2 separate regions of the Homo sapiens genome follow, and region 1 is linked to region 2. A link is a loop called in an ENCODE intact Hi-C map of the cell type or tissue named here. Cell type or tissue: chondrocyte. All regions are shown on one strand. Each heading gives the region's core, and the rest is flanking DNA. Links, peaks and the distances in the headings are about the cores only.

Region 1 (8,000 bases), core at 1-8,000, 120 kb after region 2:
CTGGGCATTTCGTAGAAATGAGATCATGCAAAATGTGGCATCTTATGATTGGCTTCCTTCACTTAGCGTCAAGTTTTCTTGCTACCTTGTAGCATGCATCAGTCCTTCATTCTTTTTGATGGCTGAGTAATCTATCCATTCATCAGGTGATGGGCTTTTGGGTTGTTTCCACTCATTGGCTATTATGAATAATGCTGCTATGAGGAAATTGAGCAGCAGGGGAAGACAGGCACAGAGGAATGCAGCAGTTTGTCCAAGGTCACAGTTAGTAAGGGGAGAGCCAGGATCCAGATGCAGGTGTTTCTCCTTGATTTGCCCCAGCCCCTGCATGGGTGACTCAGGAGCAGAGGCTGTGGGAGGTGGGGGGACATACACTGATGGCCCCGTGCTCCTCCTCTATGCAGGGGAGCTGCTGTTGCCCCAGGAGACGACTGTGGAGCTGAGCTGTGGAGTGGGGCCACTGCAAGTGATCCTGGGCCCAGAGCAGGCTGCAGTGCTAAACTGTAGCCTGGGGGCTGCTGCCGCTGGACCCCCCACCAGGGTGACCTGGAGCAAGGATGGGGACACCCTGCTGGAGCACGACCACTTACACCTGCTGCCCAATGGTTCCCTGTGGCTGTCCCAGCCACTAGCACCCAATGGCAGTGACGAGTCAGTCCCTGAGGCTGTGGGGGTCATTGAAGGCAACTATTCGTGCCTAGCCCACGGCCCCCTCGGAGTGCTGGCCAGCCAGACTGCTGTCGTCAAGCTTGCCAGTAAGTGCTTGCATCGGGCGGGGGTCTGAGGCTGAAACCCAGACTTGGGGTGTGCGAAGTGGGATCTGCAGTTAGTTACTTGCACAAATGCCTCTCTCTTGATCCCACTCCCCCTTTCCCTGCCTCCCATCCTGCTCAATAGGTCTCTTCCTGGTATTGTCTATCCTCATTCTTGGGTATTCCATAATCTTCCCGCTTCTTCTCCACTCCCCTGTTCCTTCTGCTTTTCTTTCCCTTTGAGTCCTAGAGTCTGGGCTTGTGCTGTCCTCCAGGGAGCCTGCCAGAGTGCCCCCTTTGTGTCAGAGGCACAAAGCTGCCTCCTAAGGGAGCTCCTGCCTGCACGGCAGGTGGAACATGTGGAGCCAAACCCCACGCTCCAGCCTTACCCCTTAGGGGGCTCTCAGGAGGCACAGATCACCATGAAGTAACTTTCAGGCCAGAAGAAGTGTGCATCTTACTGTATAGTTTGACCATCATGATGATGTTGGGCAGGGGGGCTTTGGAATTCATTCTGCTGGCAGTATCTGACCGCTAATCACCACTTCTTGTTGTGTCTCCCTCGGTCTGAATTGGCTCTGCTGTGTGTTTCTGTGACTGTGTGTTTCTGTGTCTCCATGCGGATGTGTTTCACTGTTTGTGCTTGCTGTGGCTTCTCTCTCCTATTCTTTTCCCGTCCCTGCCTGTGTCTCACTGTCCCCAGCACTCGCAGACTTCTCTCTGCACCCGGAGTCTCAGACGGTGGAGGAGAACGGGACAGCTCGCTTTGAGTGCCACATTGAAGGGCTGCCAGCTCCCATCATTACTTGGGAGAAGGACCAGGTGACATTGCCTGAGGAGCCTCGGTGAGTGCCCTGTAGGGGAGCGGGTCCTGGTAGGCAGGGCAGAGAGGGCTCTGGGGTGTGCTCAGAACTGAGATTCTTAGAGTCGAGGTAGCTGCATTTACCTAAGCTGACTTGAGTGTTAACCACCGCCTGACTCCTGGCTCATGTCTAGTCCCAAAGAGAAGTTGGACAAGAAGTTTTTGCTCCCTGGGAGGAAGCCACCCATTGAGCTGTGGAGCCTGGGTAGGTGTAGTAGTAGAGTCCTTCCCAGCACATCTAGTCCAACCACTTGCTTTATTGTGGAGACTGAAGGCCAGAGAGGAGCTGTGGCTTATCCCAAGCCGTACCATGAGCCATTGGCAGAATGTTGGTTGTCTGTTGAGGGCTCCCCGAGGCTGCTGGGAAGGTTTTCTCTTTTCAGGGTTCCTCCGGAGTTTCCACTCTAGATGCATAACTTCTCTTCCTCTCTCAATTCCATCCAGTGGGGCGTAGCCCTCTGAGAAGTGAATTGTAGAGGTCTTTCCTCTTTCACTCTCCTCTTTCCCTGTAAAGGCAATGGATGGGTAGAGCAATCCCAGGGAAGAGTTTCCAAGGCGGAAGGGAAGCAGAGGCTAGACCTTGGACTTGGTCCCTCTTGTGGCTTCCTGGGTAGGTCCAGATGTGTATGCAGCGTACCAGAAACCACAAGGCTCATTTGCATCTGTGGTCTCTGAGTTGGTCTCATGACTCAGTCATCACCCCCTGGATTCTTACGTATCTTTGGAAATGTGGCTCCAAGGCCTTTCCCAGCCACCCTGCAGTCCTCTCCCTATATCTCGGTAGCTGTAGTTACCAGCTAGATCCTTCTCCCGTCCTGGTGGAGGTGGGGCTCCTTGGGCTCTGAAACACTGCCCTTTCTCCCCTGGATCCAACCTTCTGTTGCCTGTGTTGCATTGTCCCAGCTCCTCTGACTTTTGCCCATGTGTAGGTAAGGATGGGGGTTGTAGGAGAAACTTCGGGGTAGAAAAGCCACAGGACAGTTGTGAGGGAGGAAGAGGGTGAGAGGTCCATACATAAGAGATCCTGGCTGGGTGTGGTGACTCATGCCTGTAATCCCAACCTTTTGGGAGGACGAAGCAGGAGGATCACTTGAGCCCAGGAGTTCAAGACCAGCCTATGCAAAATATCAAAACCCAGTTTCTATAAAACAATACAAAAATTAGCCCAGTGTGGCAGTGTGGTGCCTGTGGTCCCCGCTACTTGGAAGGCTGAGCGAGATCACTTGGAGGTTCAGGCTACAGTGAGCTGGAATAATGCCACTGCATTCCAGCCAGCCTGGGTGACACACCGAGACCCTGTCTCAAAAAAAAAAAAAAAAAAAGAGAGAGACATCCTGTTGACTTTGGTGATGGGTTAGCCCCACTGGTCCTCAGAGAGTCACTTCTCACCCAGTCTATTCTCCTTCCCACCTATAAAATGAAAGGGGGAAACAAATGAAAATTGATTTAGATTGTGGTTTCCCAAAGCGTGGCCTTTATAGAATGTTAGTCCCTTTAAATGCTTCTTGAATGAAGTATTCTATGATCAAATAAGAACAGGAAACTGCCTGTAAATCTCCCTCCTGGAGTTGGCAAGGCCCTGAGAAGTGCTGTATCGAGAATCCTGTTGACCTTGTTTAACGAAGCACTTCCTAGGCTCGTTTGCCCAGGAGCCCCTTAACATCCCATGAATGAGCATTCTAGAGGGTGAACCCTGGGAAATGCTGACCCAGCCTTTCTAACACTGACATTTGAAGTTCTGTGCCTTTCTAAATGTGGAGCCTGTCACCACTGTGTGATGATGGGTGCCTCCTGGGAGTTCCATGAACCCAGAACAGATGAGCTAGGCAGGAGAGAACCACGCGAGAGCCTACTCCTGATGCCCCCCAGAGAGGGTAGCAGAAGGCAGCAAAATCTCCCCATGTTGAAAGTCACAACATGAACCACTTAATGGGAGTGTACCTTGGGCCAGGCACGTGCTGAGCCTTTTACATGTTTTCTCACTTAACCCTTCCAATCATCCTTTAATGTAGGTATTTCTTATTTTCACATTTTCCTCTATTTACTTTTAATTGATATTCCAGCAGATGCATTTTTAAAATTCATATCAATATGGCTGGGCGCGGTGACTCACGCCTGTACTCCCAACACTTTGGGAGCCAAGGCGGGCGGATCGCTTGAGCTCAGGAGTTAGAGACCAACCTGGGCAATATGGTGAAATGTCATCTCTCAAAAAATACAAAACTTAGGCCGGGCGCGGTGGCTCACGCCTGTAATCCCAGCACTTTGGGAGGCTGAGGCGGGCGGATCACAAGGTCAGGAGTTCGAGACCAGCCTGACCAACATGGTGAAACCCTATCTCTACTAAAAAAAAAAAAAATACAAAAATTATCCAGGCGTGGTGACGCATGCCTGTAATCCCAGCTACTCAGGAGGCTGAGGCAGGAGAATCACTTGAACCCGGGAGGTGGAGCTTGCAGTGAGCCAAAATTGAGCCACTTCACCTGTCACCCAGGCTGGAATGAAAATACAAAACTTAGGCCAGGTGCAGTGGCTCACGCCTGTAATCCCAGCACTTTGGGGGGCTGAGGTAGGTGGATCATCTGAGGTCAGGAGTTCAAGACCAGCCTGGCCAACATGGTGAAACCCCGTCTGTACCAAAATTACAAAAATTAGCTGGACATGGTGGCAGGCGCCTATAAACCCAGCTACTCAGGAGGCTGAGGCAGGAGAATCGCTTGAACCCAGAAGGTAGAGGTTGCAGTAAGCCAAGATCACACCATTGCACTCCAGCCTGGGTGACAGAGGAAGACTCCGTCTCAGAATAATAATAATAATAATAAATTATATTGTACATACTAGGTTTTTTGTTGAATCATCTTTTTTTTTTTTCAAAAACAAAAATGGGATTATGTTGCAATTTTAATTTTTTTTTCACTTACCACTTGATAAACATCCTTCCAGGTCTGTACATATGGATATGGTAGGTATTTTTATCTGGATTGTTAAATGAGGGATTGGAGGATCAGAGGCAGAAATAACTTGCCCCAGGTCACACAGCTTAGTACTCAGAGTGTCAGACTCCAGCGACCTGCGTGGAGGATACACAGGCCTCTGGTAGGTGTCATTTGGTGGCTGGGTGCGGAACCTGTGAGGTCTGAAGAAGTTTGTATCACATTACAACTTTAATTTTTTAAAAAATTAATGGTGGATTTAGAAATCTGTAGTCCAACTGTGGCTGGGAGCAGAGAAGTTACTTCCCCAAAGCTTCTCAGCACACCAGTGGGTTTCAGACCTCCCCACCACCCCCAACGTCTAGCTCAGGCGTCATCCCGTGAAGCCACAAACCTAACCCAGGAGGCCAGAGCTGCCAGTTTTTGGACTCTGGGAGTGTTTGCCCCCAAGTCCTCTGAAAAGTGATCCTCATCTATAAATAAGCTAGGCTCGCATGTCCCGGCACATTGTGTGGGGGGAATAAAGAAATGTCTAAAACAGCAACTTGATTATGCCCAAGGTATGTATTTTTACACATGCCCAGATATAGTGCATGCACAAATATGCTATTCATAAACTCAGCCCAGTGGTTTGAAGGAGACCGTATGCCTTGGTGTAACGTGGCACATGTGCAGTTAATAAACACACTGCGTCAGGGTGTATGTGCTTCGTTTGGAACTGATGGTAAAGACTAGACCCCAAGGCAAATCCCCGGTACTCATACTATTTTCTAATAATAGGGGATAATCTAGGGGATAATTTTTCTTTCATGGGAACTAGTAATCAATGAGAGCAATGTTTCCCAAATCCCAGGTATTCAAAAACCACCTTCATAATTGTGACCATACTTATACCATTTACACAACCACTTCATAATTTTCTTTACATCAACTCGCTCTTTCGTAACTTGAACACATTTTAAAAGGGAACATTATCTCACTGCAATAAAATGGAAAACCAGCAACACTTGCCATAAATAGAAGATAGCCATAAAAATAAATAATGTAACTTCTAGGATAAAAAGCCATGTATCTGGATCCACTTGAAATCATTTTGTTATCGCCATTCACTCACATTTTAAGAAACATGGAACTAAGGGACTTAAATAACATGGGCTCCGGCCCTACCCTCTCCCAGTGGTTACCATTTCTGTCAATCTCATGTGACTTCCAGCCAGTATCCCCTTGCCCTGGGTGGATCTCAAGGGCTTAGGGTGGGGGCTCCTTGGCCCTTGGGAAATTCAGAGCAGCTGCGTCATTTCTTCTGTGTTCTTTAATCCTCGGGGCCCAAGTGGCCTTTTGTGGGTAGGAGCAGCAGACTCAGGTTTGAGGCTGGAAAAAGAATCATCCCTTCCTTTCGAGTTGAGATTGTTTTTCATTTTATAAGTAGCTTTTATTTTATTTGAAATTTGAATTTCTCTTAAAATGGTAGAGTATACCAACTTTACAGAAAGGGGAAAAAAGTCACCTACTGACTGAACACAGCTTTTACCAATTTGAGCGTCTCCTTGCAGTCTTTTGAAATACGTATATGGGTTACACCATTGTAAACATGTGTTCAGAGCTTGCAATTCATAAATATGTTTATGTCCGTTATCTAATGTGAGCTCAAAACACAATAAGAGGGTCAGGGTTGTGAAGAAGGCAGGACAGGAATTATTTAACCCATTTTTCAAATGAGAAAACTGTGGCCCAGATACAGAATGTCACTTGCTAAAATCACATACATTGAAACCAGTTCTCTCCAGCATGTCACAGTGCTTCTGTGTTAGAGCCCAAGTTACAAACCAAAGTGTACAAGGGCACAGATTATTAGCAATTTACATTTAAAAATTTTTATATTTCCTAACTGATACATATTAATTGCAAAAAAAAAAAACCCACTTAACAGGCACAATAAATAAGAATCCCCCGTAATCTCACTCCTACAGAAAACCCCCATAAACCACACGAGCTTTGCCACCTGTGGCTTTTTCTATGTATATCCTAATATAACTTTTCTCTATTTTCTAAAAGTAGAATTTCTTCATAAACACTGTTTTTTTACTCCCCCCCCCCCACTAACTAATATATTTTGAACACTTTTCCAAGGACAGAGCTTCTAAAAACACATTTTAGCAAAGCAAAAGATTTTTTTGAGTCAGGGACTCACTCTGCCACCCAGGTTGGAGTGCGGTGGCACAATCACTGCTCACTGCAGCCTCTACCTCCCGGTCTCAAGCAATCTCCCCACTTCAGCCTCCTGAATAGCTGGAACTACAGATGTGCACCACCATGCCTTGGCTAATTTTTGTATTTTTTGTAGAGACTGGGTTTTGCCATGTTGCCCAGGCTGGTCTCCAACTCCTGGCCTCAAGCAATCCTCCTGCCTCTGCCTCCCAAAAAGCCCGGCCAGAAAAGATTTTAGATGAACCCTAAAAGTGGTTCCATCTTGCCTCTATTGGCTGCAGCAATAGCACCATATCTGGGGAAAGGAATTCATTCATTCATTAATTTGTTCATTCATTCATTCATTCACTCAATCACATCATTAAGGGAATGTTATTTTTTCAAAGGAGAGACTACCTCTTGAGTACTTGGAGCACAATATTCCCTGGAAAGACCTAGAAACACTGGGGTTAGGAAATGTAGGCAGTTCCCAGCAGCATAGTCAGCTCGCTAGTTCGAGGGAGGAAAAGAGGAGAAAGAAAGGTCTTGGAGGAAGAGCACGTTAGATGGATGGGGGTGGGGCCTGTTTTCTAGGTGGGTCCTACTTGTCCTTCCCCAATTCGTCCTTTCCTGTCAGTTCTTCTCTGGCAGCAGACTGGGTCCTGGCCCAGGATTTTGCTCCAGCCACACTTGTCTCCCTGTCCCTTTCTCTCGCTCTGCCCCAGCACTTATGTAGGCAGCTGTTGGAGCTGAGGGTGAGAGGCTGGGGGCAGAGGTGGGTTTGCCTGTGTGATGCAGGAAAGAGCAGGGCATATTTATGCTTTTTTTCTCTAAGTCCTTTAAGTCTTTGGGCCACAGCAGGTTTGTAGGGCCCCTGTTTAGAACATTCTTCCTCCCCAGCCTTTGAACTACTTCTCCTGTTCCATGTTTAGATTTTTTTAGACCCCACTTCCCCAGGAGCTAAGGGATCTCCACCAAGCGCACAACTGCCCCCTTCCCTCTCTGACCTTGGCCCAGCCTACATCCCAGAGGCCAGCACCATTTGCTCTGTTGAGAAACTAGGATTCTCAACCTGGAGCTGACCCTGTAGGGATCCCAGTTGGAGGATTCCGAGGGACCCATTCACCCCCTCCTTAGGTCGGAGCCCACTCTGGTCTCCACCACCCCAACCCCCATGGAGACCTCCCTATCCCAGATTACATCGTTTCTCAAGTAAGGTCTCTGGACCTTTCTATTTCTTTAGCCCAGAGGGCAGGGAACACCCTC
Region 2 (9,084 bases), core at 563-8,562:
CTCACTAAGCTTAATGATTTCTAGCTTTTGATTTAAAGTGAGACATGTGCAACTCTTCACTTTAACACTTAGAAGCCACTGTAGGGCTTGTTTGTTTGTTTTGTTTTTGAGACAGAGTCTCACTCTGCCACTGGAGTGCGGTGGCGTGATCTCAGCTCACCCAACTTCAGCCTCCCAGGTTGAAGTGATTCTCCTGCCTCAGCCTCCTGAGTAGTTAGGATTACAGGCACCCGCCACCACACCTAGCTAATTTTTGTATATTTTTAGTAGAGACGGGGTTTCACCATGTTGGCCAGGCTGGTCTCCTGACCTCAAGTGACACACCCACCACAGCCTCCCAAAGTGCTGGGATTACAGGCATGAGCCATCACACCCGACCCCATTGTAGGGTTATTAACTGGCTTAATTTCAATATTGTTGTGTCTCAGAGGAGAGGCCCAAGGAGAGGGAGAGAGATGGAGGAATGGCCAGTGAGAGCAGTCAGAACACATACATTTATCGATTAAGTTCACCATCTTATATAGGTGCATTTCATTTTGCCATAAAACAATCACAATGGTGGCTGGGCACAGTGGCTCAAACCTGTAATCCCAGCACTTTGGGAGGCCGAGGTGGGCAGGCCACTTGAGCTTAGGAGTTCGAGACCAACCTCGTCTCTACAAAAAATACAAAAACTAGCTGGGCACAGTGGCACATGCCTGCAGTCCCAGCTACTTGGGAAGCAGAGGTGGAAGGATCACTTGAGGCTGGGAGGCGGAGGTTGCGGTGGGCCAAGATCACACCACTGCACTCCAGCCTGGGTGACAGAGTGAGACCCTGTCTCAAAAATAAATAAATAAATAATAAACAATCACAATAGTAACATCAAGGCTAGGCACAGTGGTTCAAGCCTGTAACCTCAGGGATCTGGGAGGCCAAGGCAAGAGGATTGCTTAAGTCCAGGAGTTCAAGACCAGCCTGGCCAACATAATGAGACCCCACCTCTAAAAAAATTAAAAAATTGAAAATTAGCTAGGCAGGTACCTGTAGTCCTACTTGGTAGGCTGAGCCAGGAGGACTGCTCAAACCCAGGAGTTCAAGGCTACGGTGAGCTATGATCACACTGCTGCACTCCAACCTGGGCAACAGAGTGAGACCCTGCCTCAAAAAAAAAAAAAAAGTTAACATCAAAGATCACTGATCACAGATCACCAGAACAGATATAATAATAATGAAAAAATCTGAACTATTCCAAGAATTAACAAAATACAACACAGAGACACTAAATGAACACATGCTGTTGGAAAAATGACGCCAACAGACTTTGTTGCCACAACCTTCAATTTGTCAAAACCGCATTATCTGCAAAGCACAATAAAGCAAAGCACAATAAAACAAGGTATGCCTGTACATGTGCCTGGTCATAATTGCAGTCAAGCATCTTTTCAGACTTATTGGTCATTCTTGTTTCCTTTTACTCTGAAATGTTTATATTATCTGCCCCTTTTTCTATTAGGTAATACGTCTTTTGCCTATTGGTCTGTAGGTGTTCTTTAAATAGTCGTGATATTAGTCATCTCTCAATGATATGCACTGCAAATGTCTTCTTCAAGTTTGTCTTAAATGTGCCAATCTTTGTCTTTAGGGTTTGTGTTTTGTGCATCTTGCTTAACACATTCTCCCCCTTTCCAATATTATAAAGATAGTCTCCTATATTTCTTTTTAGTAGTTTTTCTTTATGCGTTTAGGTCATTAATGCACCTGAAACTGATTTTTGTGTATGGCATAAGGCAGGATCTTATTTTCTTTTTGCCATTTGGATTACCAATTGTCCCAGTACAATTTCCTGAATGGGTCATTCTCTCCTCATTAATTTGTAAGAGCGCCTCTTGTCATACCTTAACTTTTCATATATGAATAGGTCTGCTAATAGGCTCTATTCTTCCATTGCTCTGTGACCATCCCTCTCATCTAAGGTTTAATATCGCAATCATCATAATCACTCACTTGAACTGCACACTAGAATTTGCAAAGCACTTTCAAATCCATTTTCCAATTCAAATCTCAAAATGGTCCTATGAGTTAGGCACTACTGTTCATATCTGTCTGGATGAAGAGCGTCAGGTTCATAAAGGTTAAGTGAATCATGGTCACTAGAGCATAAGTGTAATAAGAACAAGGACCCAATCTCATGTGTTCAGTTAGCACTCTTTCCACCAGACTCTGTTAGGTAAGGACAGGAACAATATCTTTCAAACAGCTCTCAAACACAGCTACGCTCTGTTCTCTGCTCACAACACCCAAAACAAACAAGCACCTTGTAAATAAACCAATGCTTTAACAACTATGTTTCTCGGGACAAACACGTTCATTATGTTCATCGTGAAAGTAAATTCAATCTTGAAAGTAACCCTGCTTTAGCTGGCCTCTTTGCTACCGTTCACCTCAAGCACAGACGATGCCACTGCTGAAGTCTTTATTGTCCACCATTTCTCCTCACATCAGCCGTGTTCTCTCATAGTCACTAGCCCTGCAGCATCCAAGACAGAATAGAGATGTGATGACTGGACAGTTCCCTGTGTCAGGATGGAGGGAGACAGAGCCAATGCCTCCAAACTGGAACTTAACACTTTAAAACTCACACTTACACATAAGCTGTGGGTCATGCTATAGAAAGCAGAGAGTGTTAAAGTGCTGTCCAAGAACCCCACACCTAGCTTAATGATAGACAAGAGTAGGTACTCCATAAACGATTTTTACTGAACAAATAAATGAAGTGCTTCATCCAGAGCCAGAACCACTGGTTTCTTTTCTTTTTTTTTTTTTTTGAGACGGAGTCTCGCTCTGTCCCCCAGGCTGGAGTGCAGTGGCGCAGTCTCGGCTCACTGCAAGCTCCACCTCCCGGGTTCACGCCATTCTCCTGCCTCAGCCTCCTGGTAGCTGGGACTATAGGCGCCCGCCACCACGCCTGGCTAATTTTTTTGTATTTTTAGTAGAGACGAGGTTTCACCGTGTTAGCCAGGATGGTCTCGATCTCCTGACCTCATGATCCGCCCGTCTCGGCCTCCCATAGTGCTGGGATTACAGGCATGAGCCACCACACCCGGCTGCTTTTCTTTCTTTTTTTTTTTTTTAAATAACAAATCTGCACATGTAAAACCACTGGTTTCAACAGGCCCTGCATAGAGCAATCAGTTGAGAAAGAAAAAAAAAAGGCAACCCGTGACACTCCAGAAGCAGGCATAGCACTCACAGCCAGGCCATGTTATTCTCCTATGGGACATAAACAATCTCACAGAATACCAACCTCAGACAAGGTTACTCTGAAATCCTCATAAAATGAGACAAAGGCCATTTCACAATTTTGTTATAAGCACAGACAAATACATAGTGGCTATGCCACTCACGAAATACCAAACACCCTTTGGCCAAATTGAGTGACTGCTACTCCTGTAGCAATTACAGTTTTGTTCTTATACTAGTCTCCCTGCCCTACAGGTAAGATTTATTCAGATACCCAACCACGAAACTCCCATATTTTCTTACAGGATCTTATCTGAAGTGAAACCCAACCTCCTTAACCCTCCCCTCCCCTAATCACCAACACCCAAATCCTATAATCAGTTCTAACACCCTCCTAATGAAACACCCCAGGGTTCCCCATGGAGTATGCTCTCTCAATGCAATGAGTAATAAACCCAACTTGTTTAACTACGGGTGTGTTATTGGTGGCCTTTGGGCATTGACACGGCTTAAGTCAGAGATTACAAGTGTCTAAAAGTCTATGCCTTTCTCTTTCTGGAACATTCTCCCAGTCTTAGTTTGACAAAAATAATTCTCATTTCTGGAAGTCATCACTAACTAAATGAAAGAAAGGTAACAAATTCCTTTAACACCAGATACCTGGTTCAACATCCAACTCCAATTCTACCAATAAACATACTCCTACACAAAACTTTTTGTTTGTATATGATACGCCTCCTTCTAGATAGCATGCCCTTGAAAAGCTGGGTCTGACTCACCTTTGTAAATCTGTACTACCTTACATGTGTTAGAGGATTGCTAACACATGTAAACACTCTTTTATGAGGGTAACATCATGCTTTTAAACTAATGGTAGTTGAAATATGGGTGCCTCAAAACTACAGATGTGAAACCCCAGAGAAAACAAAAACTCAATAAGGGGGAAAAATGATTTATTTTTCCCCAAAAATTTTTAGATGGTTACTTTTTTTTTTTTTTTTTTGAGACAGAGTTTCACTCTTGTTGCCCAGGCTGGAGTGCAATGGCACCATCTCAGCTCACCGCAACCTCCGCCTCCCGGGTTCAAGCAATTCTCCTGCCTCAGCCTCCCGAGTAGCCAACATAGTGAATTACACGCATGCACCACCATGCCCGGCTAATTTTGTATTTTTAGTAGAGATGGGGTTTCTCCATGTTGGTCAGGCTGGTGTCGAACTCCTGACCTCAGGTGATCCTCCCGCCTCGGCCTCCCAAAGTGTTGGCATTACAGGCGTGAGCCACAGCACCTGGCCTGTTCCGTACTTTTTTATTGACTGCTGGAAGAACCCTCTCTAGACGGGGACTTTGATCCCCATCTACAAAAGATTTTGTTTGTTTTTTCCTATTCTATTAAACCACCGTGGAGCAGTAGAGGGAGACAGCACAGAACATTTACTCATACTCTGACCCAAAAGTATAGCCTCAGTCTGGATGAACACATTAAACGACACACCATGCAATGTCATAGCCTATTTAAAGGCATTCTGGCCACTACTGTCTTCATCTTTCAACAGGAAAACTGTTTATATTCCAGAAGCAAAGATTATATTAAATTCAATAAATTCAAGTCGACACTCAGAAAGCACCTACATTTTACCGGATCCACGGGTGATCCAAGCAGATGCCTGTTCAGAGGCAGAGAGAGTTAAATGGAGTGAAAGAGATGACAAAGTGCCATAGATGTTAAGGAGAAGTTTCCAATAAGAATGACTGTAGAAAGAACCTTCCAGAGGCTGGGCGCGGTGGCTCATGCCTGTAATCCCAGCACTTTGGGAGGCCGAGACGGGTGGATCACCTGAGGTCAGAAGTTCGAGACCAGCCTGGCCAACATGGTGAAACCCTGTCGCTACTAAAAATACAAAAATTAGCCGGGCATGGTGGCACGCGTCTATAATCCCAGCTACTCGGGAGGCTGAGGCAGGAGAATCCCTTGAACCCGGGAGGCAGAGGTTGCGGTGAGCCGAGATCGCGCCATTGCACTCCAGCCTGGGCGACAAGAGCGAAACACCGTCTCAAAAAAAAGAAAAGAAAAAAAAAGAAAGAAAGAAAGAAAGAACCTTCCAGAATGAAAATTCCAGTTTCTCAAAGCCCAGAATCTTTAGTTTGGACAGAGACATGAGGATACACAGGTCCTGGAGTCTCCACTACTACGTGCCTTCAGCTTGCTTACATTAAGGGCCAAGGAGCTCAAACAGAAATGCTTAATGTAACTTAAGAACTTTTTAAGTTCTCTGTGCAACTCAGCAAACCTGAGCTCACAACCTTCAGAACAGAGGGGGAAATCACTTCCTCCAGCTCTTGTGAATTTTAAAATTAAAAGTAATGAGAATGATTTCCATCACTGAACGGTTGCGAGGTGGGTGTGGCCCCCCACCCCTCCCCCTCCCCCACCTCCGGCAGCGCCCAGCCTCAGTAACGTCCGAGGGGCCTGGCTGGACCTCTCAGGCCAGCGGCAGGCATTCAGCTACGGCCCAGCAAGCCGCTGTCACAACCGCACCCCTGACCCAACAAGCTCATCCCACATCTCGAAGGGCCCCAGCCAACTCGAACCCCGACGGCCAGGCAGCCAGGGCCGGGCCTGGGCTCCATGAAGGCCGCCGACTGCGAACAAAGAAGAGGCCCGGGGTAGCCTGAGAGGCCCAGGCCGAGCTCTCTGGGGACCCGAAGGTTCCTGCAGCCCTCGGGGGGTTGTGCCCCCGGCCCGAGATCTGCAGATGAGCCTCGAAAAGCGCCAGCACGCCGTAAGCGCACCGCGTCGCCGACCTTGTTGGCGCACTGCAGGCTCTCCGGCGCGCACGCGGACAAAGGGGGCAGGGGTCCTGGCGGGTACCCGGAGCCGCGATCCCGCGCGCTTCCCGCCGCCCGACCCGGCCTTTACCTGTACGTCACTCAGCTCCACGCGCAGATATAGCTCGCGGTGTCGCTGAGCCCAGTAGACATGCGGCGTCAACACCTGATTCTCCATGGCCACACTGCCCAGGGCGCGGGGAGGCTAGGCTCGCTGCGCCTCGCTGCCTCAGGTAGTGCTCTGCTGGCGCGAGCAGAAAGCAGGCCTCAAACCCTAGCGCTCCTGAGCGCCTGCAACCCGGCACCTCGAGATACCCCACGCTCGCGGGCCGCGCCTGCGCAGTGACGCGCCGGGATGGCGGCGGCGCCAGCAGCGGGCCTTGGCGCGAGCCGGGCGGGGGCGGGGCGCAGGCGGGATAGGGGCAGGCCGGGGCACAGAGACGCCGCAGCTCGCCGCGGCCGCCTAGGGAATTGGAATCAGCGGGTGGTCTGCTCTCCCCACTCGTCTTCAGGGACATGCTTTAAAATAAGCTTTAAAATAAAAAAGGCTGGAGACTTATGGGGGACCGATCAGCCTGGAAAAGGGTTTGGGACTGGTGTCTCTGGACGGTCCTTCGCATTCTGTTTACTGAGTACCTACTGTGTGCCTGGGTTTCAAAGCTAAACACTGGAACAACAGAAGTGAGACACAGTCCCTTCTGTCTTAGAACTCCCAGCCTATTAAAAGATGCAAGTAATTACAGATGAAATGAGGATAATAATGGTGATAGGGGACATGGTGTGGGAGCAGCGTGGAAGAGCGTTCCAACAAGGGAAAATAAAGACCAGGGCAGCGCTGCCCAATAAAACTGTAGGTGATGATGGAAATATTGCACATTGCGCTCTTTAATACGGTAGCCACTAGCCACATGAGGCTTTTGAGTACTTGAACTGAATAACCGAATTTTCAATTTTACTCACTTCTGTTTTTTTTTTGTTGTTGTTGTTGTTTTGTTTTGAGACGGAGTTTCTCTCTTGTTGCCCAGGCTGGAGTGCAATGGCGCGATCTCGGCTCACCGCAACCTCTGTCTCCCGGGTTCAAGTGATTCTCCTGCCTCAGCCTCCCGAGTAGCTGGGATTACAGGCATGCGCCACCGGCTAATTTTGTATTTTTAGTAGAGACGAGGTTTCTCCATGTTGGTCAGGCTGGTCTCGAACTCCCGACCTCAGGTGATCCGCCCGCCTTGGCCTCCCAAAGTGCTGAGATTATAGGCGTGAGACACCGCGCCCGGCCAACTTTATTCACTTCTAATTTAAACTTAAATATCCATATTTTTGGTGGCTATTCTATTGGACAGTGCAGGAGACTGTCTCAAAAAAATAGGAAACTCAAACTAGAGACAACACTCATTTATGTCTTACTTAAGCTGTCTTGTCTGTATCGGGTTTCATCCCCAAGTTCTTCTGCAGAGAAGAATTTAATGGGAAGAAATATTTATATGAAAACTAGAACTCTGGGACAAAAATGGAACTCATATTCAATCCTGTTAGCTCCCATTTATTTAGCAAAGTGATTCTATTAGCACCCGTTTGTTTAGCAGAGGGATCTAACGCTGAAAACAAATTCTGCTAGCTCTCTGGAAACATTTAGCTCAAGAGTGGACAGAATAAAATATAGAGAGTTTTCATATAATGAATGTGCTGAGCTCACAAAGAGTTTATGATGATAGGAACTGAGGGCCGTGGGAACCATTGTCAGACATTTGAGAGCCAACCCTTGAGAACGGGATGGTGAAATGCGAGTAGGAATTTGACTGAGTAAGAACCAGGTAGGCCGTGGAAGCACAGGGCGCTTGCTTCGTTCACAGGTGAAAAGATGTGGACCAGGTGCAGCGTCTCACGCGTGTAATCCCAGCACTTTGGGAGGACGAGGCGGGAGGATCGCTGGAGCCCAGGAGTTTGAGACCAGCCTGGGAAAAATGGCAATACACTGTCTCTACAAAAAATACAACAGTTAGCAGGGCGTGGTTGGCGCGCCCCTGGGGTCCGAGCTACTCGGGAGGCTAGGGTGGGAGAATTGCTTAAGCCCAGGAGGCGAGATCGCGCCACTGCACTCCAGCTTGGGTGACAGTGTGAGGCCCTGTCTTAAAATTTAAAAAAGAGAGAGGGTTGTGGAAGGAGGTTCTGCTGCTAGGGATTAAAGGCATAGAGGAGAGAGGTCGCCCTGAATCTGGAAAGGCAGAGGGTGCATTAGGAAAGTCTTTGTTTGCTTCACTGAGGTGCCTATACTGTATCCCACAGACACATGGGAGCCAAGGAAGTTTGTTAACCTGGAGATTAGTAAAATCAAATGTGCTCAGCAAGAAAGACCTGTCAGAGAGGAGGAGGAATTGGTAGTAGGCAAAGCAATGGGAGACCAATGCAATCTGCCAAGAATGAGTTGATGAAAGCAGTGACGTTGACAGTCTTGAATTTTAACGATAAAATATTTTTTATGATAAAGGTATTTTATTGTATTGTGTTTACTACAATGCAGATGCAATATGGGGCACTTTTTAAAAACATTGAGATGTAGTTTACATATAGAACATGGGTAAATCTTAAATATTCAGTTTAAGCTGAATTTTTCTATATGTATATATCCATGTAATTATCACCTAGATCAAGATCTGGAATATTTCCAGTATCCCAGAGGTTATTTCATGTTAAAATATCTTTGCCTCTCAGTAATTACTATCCTGATATATCACCATAGAGTCTTTTTTGTCTGTTCTGTTCTTGAATTTTATATAAATGGAACCTACAGTGTCTGGTTTCTTTTTCTTTTTTCTTTTTTTTTTTTTTGAGACAGAGTCTTGCTCTGTCACCCAGGATGGAGTGCAGTGGTGCAGTCTCGGCTCACTGCAACCTCGGCCTCCCAATTCAAGCGATTCTCCTGCCTCAGCCTCCCAAGTAGCTGGGATTACAGCTGTCCGCCATCACGCCCAGCTAATTTTTGTATTTTTAGTAGAGACGGGGTTTCACCATGTTGGTCAGGATGGTCTCTAACTCCTGACC

The links. A loop is a pair of places that touch in the nucleus more often than their neighbours do. Peaks named below come from ENCODE experiments on the same cell type or tissue, not always from the same donor. Only the 100,000 strongest peaks of a DNase experiment are listed, where the experiment ranks them.
Region 1: it touches region 2 in a loop (2.6-fold over the local background); 2 of 110 quality-filtered maps call a loop at or near these places.

The regions. Positions count from the first base shown.
Region 1 is chr15:65,403,775-65,411,774 of GRCh38, reverse strand. IGDCC4 (immunoglobulin superfamily DCC subclass member 4) reads left to right here. Exons shown (of 20, transcript NM_020962.3): 2 at 405-755; 3 at 1,456-1,597. Among named protein-coding and RNA genes, the nearest start is that of IGDCC4, 15 kb to the left of the region's middle. RefSeq lists an enhancer at 519-1,176. In chondrocyte, for the core only: no CTCF peak of the experiment used is centred there; no DNase peak of the experiment used is centred there.
Region 2 is chr15:65,527,774-65,536,857 of GRCh38, reverse strand. HACD3 (3-hydroxyacyl-CoA dehydratase 3) reads right to left here and starts at 6,395. Exons shown (of 11, transcript NM_016395.4): 1 at 6,140-6,395. The coding sequence starts at 6,226. RefSeq lists a silencer at 6,313-6,532 and an enhancer at 7,571-8,071. In chondrocyte, for the core only: a CTCF peak has its summit at 4,624; DNase peaks (open chromatin) are centred at 5,931 and 6,398.